Regions from separate parts of the Homo sapiens genome. Here region 2 is linked to region 1. A link is a loop called in an ENCODE intact Hi-C map of the cell type or tissue named here. Cell type or tissue: dorsolateral prefrontal cortex. All regions are shown on one strand. Each heading gives the region's core, and the rest is flanking DNA. Links, peaks and the distances in the headings are about the cores only. Region 1 overlaps MEGF10 (multiple EGF like domains 10). Region 2 overlaps MEGF10 (multiple EGF like domains 10).

Region 1 (7,177 bases), core at 1,765-5,764:
CTCTGAATTCTGCACTAAATCCCAGATGGCCATGGCAACTTCAACAACGACTGTCATTATTGACATATGTATTCATTTACAACTGCAGAGTGAGGTGGCTGGGGCAAAAATCACCTCAAGTTTACAGATTCAGTTATTAAACAAACACATATTCAACACCTATTATGTACCCAACACTGTTCCAGGCCCAAGGGAGATAGCAGAGTATAAGACAAAGTCCAAACCATCCTCTGGAAGCTTCTATTTTGGTAGGGGAGGCAGGCAAACCAACCAACCAACCAACAAAATGAAAAATCAATGGTGGTAGGTATTATGAAAAAACATAAGGAGGATAAGGAAGACAATAATTTTGGGAGCTACTCCTCTGAGGAAGGCCTCTGTGAGGAGAGGACATTTGAGCAGAGATAAGGTGTGGAAAATGACTTGACTCAAGAGAGGTTAAAGGACCCAAGGCCATGTAGCTCATGTTCACAATTTCTAAATCCTGTACCCTTCAGTCTACTCTAGAGTTGCCACTTCAGGCTCCTTTTAAATATTGAGGTTCCCAGCGGTATGTAAAAATTGGTTTCCTTGTAAAAACTCTTAACTGGAAGATCCAGAAAATAATACAATTAAATCATTAGGGGTCACTGCCGATTGAAGAGACATCAGAAAGTCAGATAAAGTATCTGTGAAATAATAGCATAAGATCAGGGGGTAAAATAATTTCATTGACAAAAAATACTTTTTATTCATATTAATACTTTAGGAACATAATTGCATAAAAGGAGGACCACCTGTAATTTCTATACGGCTACCCCATAGGGAATGTGGACCTATAAAGACAATCAATAATACATATGAAGTAACTTTTTAAATGAAAAAAATTCTTCCATAATTGTGTGCACCATGTCCAAGAGCAAGGGGAAAATACTAGCTGACACTTGAGGTCTCGAGTGAGCATTGGAACAAATTTTCTAAATACAACACCTTAATTTTACAGATGAAGAAACTGAGCACACAAAAGGTTAATAGTGACTCGTACAAGGTCACATAGATTAATAATAATATTTGTTATTTGTTAGACAAATACAGCTTTCCCAAAGCCACAGTGAGACTCAGTGAAAACTGTTGAAGCGTCTAGCCCATTTGATGCTCAGTGAAGCACTCTTTACCTAAAACAACCTATTCCTTAGATGATATTTAACCAGCTTCTGTAAACCCATTTATGTTCACAATATATTTTTCTGAGGTAACCCACTGCCATTAGGTTTTTCTCCCTATATTTGTTATGATCAGAGAATGGGAATAAGCATCACTCAACTTTATATTCCCAAAAGGTAAACGTAGAGATAGTGCTTTAAAAAATCATTTTCCCAAGGACACCTGCCCCTTTAAATGTACCCCTTTAAGTTTTCAAAGTCTGTGTTTTCACTGTGAAGGACTTTGCTCTCTTTAGACAGGCTCACAATCAGCTAAGAAGAAATATGAAGATGGTTCCACAGAGTCCATAAGGGAATCAATGAAATCAATGATCCCCAGGAGAAGCAAAGGCTTTTGCCAAATAAGTCAGCTTCCTGTGGAGTGATTATTGGGACAGGCAACACTATAGTCTCCATTCATAGTTGTGTTTCTATTTTTATTCCTTTCAGCACATTCCTCCTCCAAATGAGGAAGGGACAAATTTCCAAAATAAAGACTACTTTTTAAAGGAGCAATATAAATCAATCATTTTGTGACAATGATATTGGACCTTTTACTCTTCCCAAACCCATACGCCCAACCATCAGTCAGAGCCCTTGCAACACATGTAGATTTAAACAGACTGATTTCTTCTGAAGTGATGCCCCCAGAATGGAGTGAAATCATATCGCATAACACTTCTTTCACCAAAGAGCTACACTTCTGAGATTTATTAGCTCTCTTCCCTTATTCCTAAAAAATGGGGTACAGCCTGGACTACTTATGGAAAAAATTAACATTCAGAAAAAAATCTTCCAGCAAAAAATATATTGCTCATCAATTAGTATTTGCAGGTTGCTTGTAACTGTGAAGTTTGAATTAAATTATCAATAAAGCACCATGTAAAATGACTGCACACAGTCATTCTTTGATTTCTCTTATGTGCATGATGGGGGAATTCAATATAAACTGAGAGTGTTTCATAAAATTTAAAATGAATGAAACCAGATTACTCCATACATATGCTATTTTTTGGTCAAAAGTTGAATACTTTTAGACATTGCACTGACCCTTTCAAAACATTCATGAATGACTTATAGTCGATGTCATTTTTTTCATGACATGGGTGCTCTAAGAGTCATCTATATAGTCCCTTATAGGGTCACACAATTCCTGTCTGAAATCCAGTGGTGTGGAAGGCACTTGGGTGATGCCAAGGTGAAGCTAAGCATATTAGGTGGGCAGTTCGCTCAGGTTCCCAATAGGTTTCTAAGGCTCACATCATTTAATTCCATTTTTTCTTTCTCTGTAATTAACTCTCCAGATAAACACAAAATGAAGAGATAGATTTCTCAATACAGCTGTTTTTGCTTTATTTCAATGGACGATGAATCACTGAAAAGGGGATAAGGAAAATGTTACATATTTAGGTTCTTTCCAAGACATTATTTGGATTTAAACATAGGACCATTGCATAGAGGTCGTAATGGGAAAAAAAAAAAGAATTTTAAAAAAAGAATTTAAAGTAGAATGTGTCTTTTAATTAGTCATATATTCTTTCTTGATTATATAAAAACACTCATACTTCAATCCTAAAGAATCTGAAAACAAACAAATAAGAACAGTTTATTAATTGTTCTCAAACAAGACTTACGTTGAGAGCAGTCACTGCCAATCCAACCGGGGTAACACTGACAAGATCTGTCAATGGGGTTACAGGTTCCGTTGTTGGTGCAGGTACAAATTCCTGCACAGTTTTTCCCAAATCTGCCACTGGGACACACTGTGAATAAGCTATAGGTCAGTAACTCACAATCAAAACCCCTCTCGCAGAACCCTAGAATCTTAGCACAGGAAATAACTTTAAAGGTCACAGGCCCAGCTGCTCATTGGTAGCTATCTCTGCTCAACAGCATCCTTCATCTTGAATGGGCTCATTTTTACAAATCCATGAAGCCAAAGATTTGCATTAAGGCATCACAAACCAGGGGACATCATTGCACTTCTAGAAATATGACTTCACGACTTCTTGCTCTGGGAGTCTAAAATTCTTCCGCATATTGATTTTTTATGGGAGGACATGTCCAGCTAAAACTGAAGAGTAGCACATCTCAGGAAATAAAAAGGTTTTGCTGGAGTGGCAAGCCAGCTTTTCCAAAGCTCAAAGTCCTATCTGAGAAGCTGCAGACACAGCACAGCAGAAGACATTCCCAGCAGACAGCTGAAAACATGGCCTTCAGGAAGGCCAAGGGGAGGCCTGAGGACAGACTCTCCGGGGCGTGCTCATCACCACCCAGCTGTCCGGGATGCTTCGTGCCTTACCTTCATTGCAGAGGGCGCCTGTGAAGCCAGGCAAGCAGTCACACAGGCCGGTGATGTGGTGGCAGGGCCCGCTGCTGTGAACGCACTGTGGGCATGTCTGGCTGCAGCGATGCCCATAAAAACCAGGGGAGCAGACTGAAAACAGAAGGGAAATCAGCAGTTATCCTTCTGAGATGCGTTTGTCTCGCATTCCAGATCGGGATCTAGTTAAAGTTTTAGAGGTTAAAAAGCAAAACCTTAAAAAAAAGTAAAAAAGATACGGAGAATTTTCCAAGTAGAAAACAAGAACAACAAAGGAACAAAGGAACCCTTTAATGAGGAAAAGAAGCCACTAAACTCTGAGTTTCTTGAGAGCAAGCAAATGTCTTAGTCTTCTTTATTTTCCCATTTAAGGCCCCAGTTAGCTCAAGTCTTGGCATAAAGCAGGGCTCCAGGAATTTTCATTGAATAAATAAAGAGATAAAAAAATTGAAATACTAATAAGTCTCAAATAAGTACTCTCAAACCATTTGTTGATTCTTTATTCTTTAAGAGTCGTTTCTGGCAATAAAAATCGATCAACAGTCAAAATTTGAAGATTTTTCCTCCTCAAAATGGTCCAGGTTAATGACTGTAATCGAAAAGTGATTAACCAAAATGCTATATACTTAAGTTCTTGCCAAGATACTATTCAGATTTAAATATATGATAACTGCATAGAATTCTTATGGGGGGAAAGGCAATTTAAAAAATTAGAATAGTATAACTTATAATTAGTTACATATTCTTTTTTGATTGCATTTACTAAAAGATTACTTAATCTTCTAACTCAGAAGTCTTAAGGACCAATGTCAACAGTCTCCTTTTTCAACTTTGCAATTCCATTTTCCCCATAGCACTGATTTTAAGACTACTAGCAGGATGAATGATTTGCCTCAAGGTTTGGCTGATGTTGACGTCTGGTAATTGAGGTAAGGCCAATGCCAAACTGCTGAATAACATATTTACAGGTCAGTGAATTTCTAGAACACCATTCCAAAGCTTTCAGGAAGGGTGAAGAAATATATCCTGATGGTTGTGCCAATGAGGCAATGAAGTAATTATTGAGAAGAAATGGTTAAATCCCCATCTGTTAGGTTAGTTCTGAAGGCTGGAAAGAATGAAGCTCTTAGGGAACACAGTTCTGCAAAGGACAAGTGAACCATTACACTCTCTTTTGCCTTCAACTGCAACAGGACATCACTATAAACTGAGAGGTGGGACAGAGATCATTATTCGATACATGGTGCCCAGGGAAGGGAAGGTGGAAATTACTGCCTAATGAGACACTTACTCCTCTGACAAGTGGTGCCTCGGAAGCCTGGTGCACACTCGCAGATGCCATCATCAGGGGAGCATGAAGCCCCATTTTTACAGTAGCAGGGCAGGGAGCAGTTGGGGCCCCAGCGTCCCTCAGCACACACGCTGTCACAGTGGACACCTGAAATAATGCACATGGGGCAAGGCTGAGTGAGAGGCAGTGCGGAGTTTCCGCAGATGCTAATTCATAGATGAGGACTAAGCTCACAGTGTTAAACCTGAGGATCACCAGCAGCAATGAATGGAGAGTTACCATCTTATAAACATCAATACACAGTATCATAACATTAAAATAATACCCAGACCGATTTTCTATGGAGTCATGAAGAACGAATAACAAACTTTTGTTATATTGATTTTTCTTCTTCAGGAGGAGGCAATAAAGTGGAAGCCCAAGGGCTCTGTCTATTGCAAGTAAAATTTATCAACAATACGATATCTTTTAGCCCTTGGTGACTTCCTCCTCCTCCTCCCATTCTTTGTTTTCACAGAGAAATAAAGTGTAAAAGGATAAGGCAATGAACAGTTCCATAAAATGTTTTACATAAAGAAAACCCTCCCCTGGATGAAACAAATAAACATAATCTTAAAATAACTTGATGGTGCATTGTGCAGAACAGAAAGATGCACTGACACGTGCCACCAAATTCCTCCTTAAAAATCTTACCTGACATTGGAGAGATATTGGCAGAATATCACAACTGACATTATTTGTAGCTGTTGTCTATGCTATCGATTATTATGAAACTGTATGCAGTTGTTTAACTCTAATTTTAAATACTGAGAAACTTTAGAATTAAAAAAAATGACAAAAGGAAACAGAAAGGAAAGCTAAGTTTGCAAAAATAAAACTAAAACCAGGTTTTATTTGAGATAAATAAAAGTCTCTTCTGTACATTCGTATTGGAAATACAACAGGGGCCTCTTTCTTGCCAGAATTCCTCACAACTCAAAGAAATGTTCTTCACATTGAAAGGCAATAAGTTATAATTAGTAGTGAACTGGCAGTTGCTGGCCTCAGACCAAATGAAAACACATTAAGAGCAAGCACGCAGACCCTCCAGGATTCCAGAATACTAACAACCACCCAGTACCACGATGCTGAGACGGTCATGTCTTGTGTTACAGTTTTGGCTTCTAAAGTAATCAGGCAAAAAGTCACCACAGTCTGAACCTTAACATGGAAGCAGTCCCAAACTATAATGTGAATGTTGTTAATTGGTACACCATTTCCGGTGAACACTGGAATAGCAAGAAGATCCACTTTTTACTGTTCCTGTTTTTTTCCTTCTGAAAGTCTCCCACGTGGTAAAGGCCATTAAATAGGCAAGAAAGCATGCAGACCTCATTGTGTCTAGCTTGACCCAACAATAGACTTTTATTTCATTCGGACCATGGGCTGAAGAAAGGAGACCAGGTCTGTTCATAAACCAATTGGGGTTTAAATGTTTCCCATAGAATAAAGTATGAAATCTGGGCCTACTATGTTGATTTTTTTCTTGCAATCATAAATATATTATTTTTTTTTCAAATCTCTTTTGAAAATCTGAGATGAAATTGCAAACTCTACCCTCACCAGATGTGATACATCAGCCACAGAATCTTACCTGGAATTTATATCCACACCTATACTGGGCAGAAGCATCAAACATATTAAGCAGTAAACCACTTCAAAATGAGGCTGCAAACCTAAACTTTGTTTTGAGAATTTAAAGAAAGTACCAACAAGGGTAACCTGCTAAACACTTCGCTCTCAGTTCAAATTCAGGTCCTAGACTCTGACCGTGAGCCAAGACTCCTGCTTAACAACAGCTAAGATGGGGACACCTGCTTATCACAGAGACTTAGACAATCAACCCAGGGCATTTTGGTCTGATGCCATCAAGACAAATCCCAACGAAGATTTTGAAGAAGTGGAAACTGAGTAATTATCCTGTTAATCTGACTGATCATCATCCTGAAAAAGCAGTCCCGATTTTTTATGCTTTTTTGTTAGGGTGGGGACTTGGGGGACAGGTAAGATTTAGCCATTTATGATGACTTAGTTTATCAACTACTTGCCAAATCACTACTTCAAATTGCACTTAATAAATTCAGTTAAGATGGAATGGAGTACACTTTAGGTCAAAAGTATTTGCTGCTTTTTTATATCATAGGTTATCATGATTTATGTATAGCTTAGCCTATTCTCAATCAGAGCATGGTAAGAAAAATGACTACAGGCCAGATAGGCAAATCTGAATAAAGAGATCCTCTCTTTCATAACTTATTCTTCTTCCCTTAAGAGGTTTGTTCAGCTGATTAGCCTAGCCATCAGTCATAATCAACTATATCCTGGTAATGTTTGTATAAGTAA
Region 2 (7,177 bases), core at 1,437-5,436, 81 kb after region 1:
TCACATCAGGAGCCACTTTATATGCATATTTATTGACAGCTCTACTTTTGGTGAACAACTGTTTGTCATAAAATACCTCTGTTGATAATAGTTCAAAATTTGGGGGAGAGGTCTAGAAGAAGTTGTCCCCATCAATGAGGCAGTAAAATACGCATCTCCTCCATGCCATAGCAAAGGTAAGGAAGTATCTATTATAGCCTTCCAGCTTCAACTAAAGCTTTCCCTTTCTTGAGTTGTTAGAACAGATAATATAATTGTCCTTAGAAGAAATTACAGGTCCAAAGAGTCTCAAATAAATTATAAATATTTAAAATTACCCAGTGTATGTTTACAGAAAACAAAATCCCTCAAAGCAGTGTTTTCCAAGTAAGTAGATCCAGAGAACTATTTCTTCCCTTATGTTCTTGGGGAAAGAAAAGGGAAGAGGGTATAGGGAGTAAGGAATTCCATGGTCAAAAAAGTTTGAGACATGCCTTTACTGCAGGCATTCCCAGAGCCTTTAATAGGCTGAAGCAAATCTTCAAGAAATGGGATCCAACATACTGCATTTCCCAAACTAACTGGATAATGCAACAGTGAATTCTGCAGGATGAGTATTCCATATCTCACACTAGAGGGATTCAACTACAGATAATGCCTAGGATCCAAGTTTCTGGAAACCTATTCTCCTCCCTGGATCAACATGTATGTTTCATTCATGGTGGCATATTTCCTTTTATGTCCCTCAATTTCATGCTAAGTACAATAAATTAACTTAGCTATTGTTTTTTAGCTTAAATCTACATTACTTTGATGGCCATATCTTTAAACTTGCCATAACCACTTTTGCCCTTCCAACGTGGCCAGCCGGTCAGGGAGGCCCACCTTGAGCTAATGCTGCCTTCTGTCACTTGAATCAAGAAGTCTGAGTTTCTCTGTCTTAACTCTCTTGGAGCTCTCTGATTTTTTTCCAGCCTTTTTTAGAATTGGTTATCAATAAGCAATATAGGTCTGGACCTTGGGCTACTACTACAACCAAAGGAAAGAAGAATGTCAGTGCAGCATTGATTCTACCAGCGCATCAATCTCTCCCTCCTTTAGCATCTCTTGTGTGTGGCCCAGATGGATGCACTAGGTTTACCACTGGATTATCTGTAAAAGCGCTGGCCGGCGCTATACCAGACTAAAAACATGCAAGTTCTGTCACCACCTGGTCATGTCAATGTTTTGTGGTTGGTCACTTAGATCAAACTGTGTTTTTTCCATTATTTTTAAATTACTTTGCCCTGAAAAGATTTGAACCATAGTACAATAAAAATTGCTTCTCAGTTCTTGGCTTTTATTTTAGCCATTTTCTATCCCTGCAAGGGGATTGCATAAATTATTAGGCCTGTAAAAATCCTACCTGTCCTGCAAAGACTGCAATTTCAGGAACTAATTTTCTAGAGATAAGGCAAGGATTTTTTCATTATTTCCTTTTGACCCTGTCTCCATGGGACTCTAAAGTCAGGCTTTCTCAAGAAAAAAAAAAATAGGCAGCAGATATGATCTCCTTCTGTTTAGATTGAGGCTATCTTGAATTTATAGTGGATTTTTTAAAAATTAAATTCTTAGTTTCTATTTATAAAATCCTAAACACTGAGCAAGCATTGTCAATCAGTAAAGCAACAAAGGTTTCTTGTTATTTATTAGATTTCCTATCTTCCCTGCTAGCAGAGACCAACGACCCAAACTGGAAAGCAGAAGTTTAGGTTCCGATAGATGTGTGGGAAAATTGGAATTTCTGCTGGCACGGTATGTGGACAAAAGGCCTTCCCCTGTATTTACTGGTAGGTTCCTCTGAACCACGTCGGACACCATAGCAACAGAGTACAGGGTCCCTATGGAAACAGGAAAAAAATTCAATGCCGGTGGCAGGGAGGGCATCATGGGTAGGTATATTTGGGAACATACCATCTGATTGTTGTCAGTCAGGCTCTCTTTGACTAGCTTAACAGGATTGTCTCACTTTTATCTCTACTCGAAAGGATCTGCTTAAATGGATCAAAAGACTATGGTTTTTTTTTTAATATTTGACAAGATCACAATTTTATCATTAAACAAGCCTGAGAGAATCAAACAAATCCAAAACAGAAGGCTCTGTCTGCCTCAAACTCCAATAAGAGGTACTCCTCCTTTCCTGAAGCTCTCCTTTTGCTTCCCCAAATCCACCCAAGGAGCCTAGCTTTCCCCTAAACAGACCTCTGCCGAAGGCTAACTCTTCTCACCCCAAAACAAGGCATCTTCCCTGCACTGCAGCTCCTCTCAGCCTAAAGAATCTGGGCCCTAAACTTTTCAGCAGGAAAAGACCAAAATGATACAAAGCCAGGATAAATAATTAAATGTGTCCTCACATAATTGTAAGGTAGGGAAAGAAACTATCTTCAGTTCAGCTCTTCCCAGAAGCCGTGCCCAATTTGCTCAAGCCTGCCAATCCCTCTCCTAATCAGACCCCCCTGTGGCTGACACTGAGGCAAAACATAGCCATTGAAAATCCTTTCCCATCCCCAACACAAAACTGTTGACAATATGATCCCGAGTTAAGCATGTCAAATATTCCAGCTCACAAAGGAAGGTAATTTTTTTCTGGGGACAATAGCAAGAACAGTAAATATAACTTCTCACTTAAATGACAGAGGTAGGTATAACAGGAGCCTTTAGCCAGGTGTGTGATTCAGGAGCCTCGGTTGCTATCTCCATGATTCCAGAATGCCACAGGATACTATGCAGTCAAATACAGGGATGGCAAATGAGGCGCACTCGGGCCACCCACTGCCACTCCAATCCCGTGGCAGAAATCACTAGTGAGTCACTTTGCTCTTTCTCTCTTAGCCCAGACACAGCCTCAGAATCCTTCTAAACACAATGTTCCAGGCAGCCACTTCCAAGAGGTAGCACTCCCTTTCCCAAAAGAAAGCTTTTTGTTAATTCCAGTCTAAAATAACATAATATTCCAATTTTAAAAAGAAGAAATAAAGGAAAACGTATTATATGGCAAACAGTTATTGTGACTCCCAAAGTGCCACCTGTGTAGCATATCTGCCTCCTGGAAGGAAAAGAGTCCTGGGTTAGTGAACTGCAGGTGTTTTTTAAGCCCTCGCCTCAAAATTTGGGCTTAAAACCCATTGTTTTCTGAAGCATGACATTCAAACAAGAGTAAAGTTCATCTACAGAACTATTTTTCATATAGACACCAACCACAGTTCCAGCTCCTTATCTGCCCACAGCCGGTTCAGTTTTACATGAAGTTGGCCAAGTTAAAAATCAGCTGTGAATATTCATTCACTGCTCTGGTAATCAATTGTCACACTCCTTTCTGTTAAGAACAGGAAATCATACACAGTTCAGTGTGTGGGAGTTAAGGCTTCTTATTTACGGTTCCAAAGTTCTCTTAACCAGTGCCAACGACAGGCAGGACACATCCATGGGAACTGATCTCTCACCATCAGAGCTGGCCTGCCAGGCAATAAAGTGAGTTACCCAGTCCCCAAACCTCTTCCCTCTGTCCTTCTTACAAGCCACACTTGCCTGGACGCCCCCATTAGAACTTGAACTTTGAGTTACCATTTGACTTTCTCCATCTAACAAAAACAGAGTTAGCAGACTTAAGTCTACCCCAAAGAAAATAATCATCAGAACAGTCCCTTCCTTTACAGCAGTATCCAGCAGGAGAAGACAAGGCATGTGGGGCAAAGAGAATGGGAGCTGGACTGGAGAAGGGACCCCTGGCCATCTCCTTTGTCCATTCACGATTCTGCTGCAAGCAGCGCTGCTTACAATGATTCGCTTTCTCTGCCATCAGTGGAGATGAAGCCAAGAACATCCGACTGAGAATGTATGGCCAGCCTTCTCTCTGGATTAACCAATCCTTCCCACAGAGGGTAGCTGCCAACTTCCCACTCTGCTCTTCTGCTGCTTTTCCTGTGAGCTTTTCCAAGTCCCATGTCACTAAATCTATAAGCAGTCCCCAACATGCTAAGAGGTCGGGTTTCAAAGATGTGTTTGGAAACCAGTTGTGTAAATTTTCTTGGAGTTATAATGTTGTAAATAATGGTTAGGTCCCTAGGGCAACCTCAATAGTTGTTCATTTATTCCAGCATGTGCCTGAATGAACCACAGTATGTGGGGATCACGAGTCTCTCTCCTTTCCATAGGTCAAGCCATTCACATATCAGTTTGGACTGCCAAGAGCTTACCTCACTGCCAGAAATCAGAGATCATTCCTCTATCCACAATGCTCATGGGAGAGGTAGGTAGTAGGAGAAGACAAGAGATTTCCCTGGCTCCAGATCATCCCTGCAAACTGCAGACAGTTGAGGTCTTGGGAAAGGAGGCCTAATGGAACTATGGGGTGAGGAGAGAATGAGCATCCGTGATGTCGATGAGTGCAAGAGCTAGGAAGGGCCTGGGCCTCCTGCTGCTGCTGCTGGGCACATCCATGGGAACTGACCTCTCTGGGGCATATGTTAGTAAAGTCTCTCTCTCAAACTGTCTTCTTTATCAGCCCCCAAATCAACCTGTTTCTCTTTCATTTGCCACTGTCCCCTGTTGCTTCTATTCATTGTTCTTATGGCTCTCTGAAGAACAAGGCAGTCTCACTGTATCTCCCACCCTGGTCCTGGCCCTAAAGCCAAAATACAAATGGTAAATAAACGCTTTTTTTTTTGTCTTTCTTTTTGAGACAGTCTCACTCTGTCGCCCAGGCTGAAGTGCAATGTCGCCATCTCGGCTCCGGCTCACTGCAACCTCCACCTCCTGGGTTCAAGCGATTCTCCTGTGTCGGCCTCCCAAGTAACTGGGATTATAGGTGTGCATCACCACGCCCAGCTAATTTTTGTATTTTAGTAAAGACGAGGTTTCGCCATGTTGGCCAGGCTAGTCTCGAACTCCTGACCTCAGGTGATCTGCCTGCCTCGGCCTCCCAAAATGCTAGGATTACAGGAGTGAGCCACCATGCCCAGCAATAAACATAAGTTTTTAAAGTGAACAGCATTATTAATGATTAGGAAATGCAAAATAAAGCTAGGTACCATTTTTCACCCAAAAGGTTGAAAGCAATAATAATACCTAGGTCAGCAGAAATGTAAGGAAGTGGGTACCCTCATACATTACTGGTGGTCATGTAAGTTGTTACAACCTGTCTGGACAGCAATTTGGCAATGTGTCTCAAAATGCATTAAGATGTGGCTAAGATTATTCCTGTCTCCCAATATCCATTTTACCCTTCCCAGAGAAATATATATATTTATATATATTTTTACTGGGCCTCTGACCACACAGACTAAAGATGCATTTGCAGCTTGGTGAGACCAAGTGACCAGTGGGATATAAAAGGAACATGATCACTGCTAGGAACCTTCCTTAGGAAACAGTTGGCATTGCCATTTGCCTCTTTCTCCCACCTATTCCGTCTGTTGATGTGTGGAGGTCAATAATGGTACATGGAAATGAAGACCATACCTTTGTAAATGTTAAAATGATGTCCCATTGCACTTTGCAAGTCTCATGGCTATGTTTGGAAGTGAAATCATGACCTCTAAGGTCATCTTGTTCACTCTCTTCCACCTTGCCTTTGGGCTCATTCCATGTGTAGTGTGAAGTTACAGGAGTGGCAGAATAAAGATGCCCTTGTAGCTTGGCGAGAGCATGTGACAAAGAGATGGTGGAGCAGAAGGGTAAAAACTGCTTGAGTCCCCTGCTGGCTTGCCTACTTCTAGGCACTACATAGCCAAATCTAATTCTAAATGATACAGTATGCATACCTCTCATTCCAGAAATTCCACTTAAAATAATTTATTGTATGAATCACTCACACATGCAAAGGGATAAATAAAATGATGCTCCCTGTAGCCGCAAAACTACGTGTGCCTAACGTTAGTATATATTAATATAGTAAAATGTAATTATAAGATTATTATTTAGATGTAATTGATAGACAAGAAAATATGTCTACAATATAATACAAATGAACAAAGCAGCTTACAAAAAATATGCATGGCATAACCTACAAATTTATATTGAATTTAAAGAAATGGAAATATATCCGGAAAGATACAAACAAAAATGGCAGGACTATGAATGATTTATTTTCTCTTTTTGCTCATCTGTTTTCCAGTTTTTTACACAGATAAAAAAATAGCTTCAGTATGAAAAATAATTTTAGGTAATTAAAAAATATATACAACAAAAAATCCAATTTACTCTTTTAGTTATTTTTTAAAGTACAATTAAATTATTACTGACTATAATCACCCTGTTGTGCTATCAAACACTAGATCCTATTCATTCTATTTTTTTCTACCCATTAACCATCCCCATTTTCCCCCTACCCCACCCCCACTATCCTTCCCATCCTCTGGTAACCATCATTCTACTCTCTACCCCCATGAGTATAATTGAATTGTTTTCAACACAAATAATAAATGCTTGAGGTGATGAACACCCCATTTACCCGGATGTGATTATTACATATTGTATGCCTGTGTCAAAATATCCCATACACTCCATAAATATATACACCTACTATGTATCCACAAAAACTACAACTTCAAAATTTTTTTAAAAATCAATGAAAAAAATATATATACAACAAATTTATGTCTTTTTTGAAGTGGCCTAGGTGTTTTACTTCTGATAAACAGTGTAGCACAGTTGAGAAGGGAAGGGCCCAGGGGTCTTTCCCTTCCTTCCACAGTTTGTATTTCATTCCTTCTGTTTAGTACAGACTGAGCCCTGAAGAACATCAACAGTGATTTACTCATCCTTCAGTCTTCGGTGTGCCTGCTGCTTAGAAAGGAAGGAGAGAAGAAGGGGAAAAAATGGAGGAGAGACAAAAGGAGGAAGAGAACCAAGGAAGGAAGAAAAAAGGAATGGAGGGCAGGAAGGGGCAGGGAGAAAAGAAGGAGAAAGTGAAGCAAGACAGGCACAGCAATTGGGAGGGAACAGACATTAACAGACAAGCTTGGGACACACAATATTCAAGACAACTTGAGTTATACAAATTTTTATCTTAGGAACAAGGTCAAAATTCTAAATTAGAGAACTATCTGGAGCCTTGGGCAGGCTGAAAGGTGGGGACAAAGAAATGGGAAGTGTCTAGAGATTGCTGATACTGCAGATGAAATTAACACCCTGGAGAAAGAGCTACACCAGTGTCACT

The links. A loop is a pair of places that touch in the nucleus more often than their neighbours do. Peaks named below come from ENCODE experiments on the same cell type or tissue, not always from the same donor. Only the 100,000 strongest peaks of a DNase experiment are listed, where the experiment ranks them.
Region 2: a loop joins it to region 1, with 2.2 times the contacts of the local background. A loop is called at or near these places in 1 of 110 quality-filtered maps.

What each region holds. Positions count from the first base shown.
Region 1 is chr5:127,431,128-127,438,304 of GRCh38, reverse strand. MEGF10 (multiple EGF like domains 10) reads right to left here. Exons shown (of 25, transcript NM_001256545.2): 14 at 4,796-4,942; 15 at 3,484-3,618; 16 at 2,816-2,944. Among named protein-coding and RNA genes, the nearest start is that of PRRC1, 83 kb to the left of the region's middle. In dorsolateral prefrontal cortex, for the core only: no CTCF peak of the experiment used is centred there; a DNase peak (open chromatin) is centred at 3,502; H3K27ac peaks cover 3,076 bases.
Region 2 is chr5:127,350,184-127,357,360 of GRCh38, reverse strand. All of the region lies in intron 4 of MEGF10 (multiple EGF like domains 10), which reads right to left. Among named protein-coding and RNA genes, the nearest start is that of MEGF10, 63 kb to the right of the region's middle. In dorsolateral prefrontal cortex, for the core only: no CTCF peak of the experiment used is centred there; a DNase peak (open chromatin) is centred at 3,822; H3K27ac peaks cover 4,000 bases.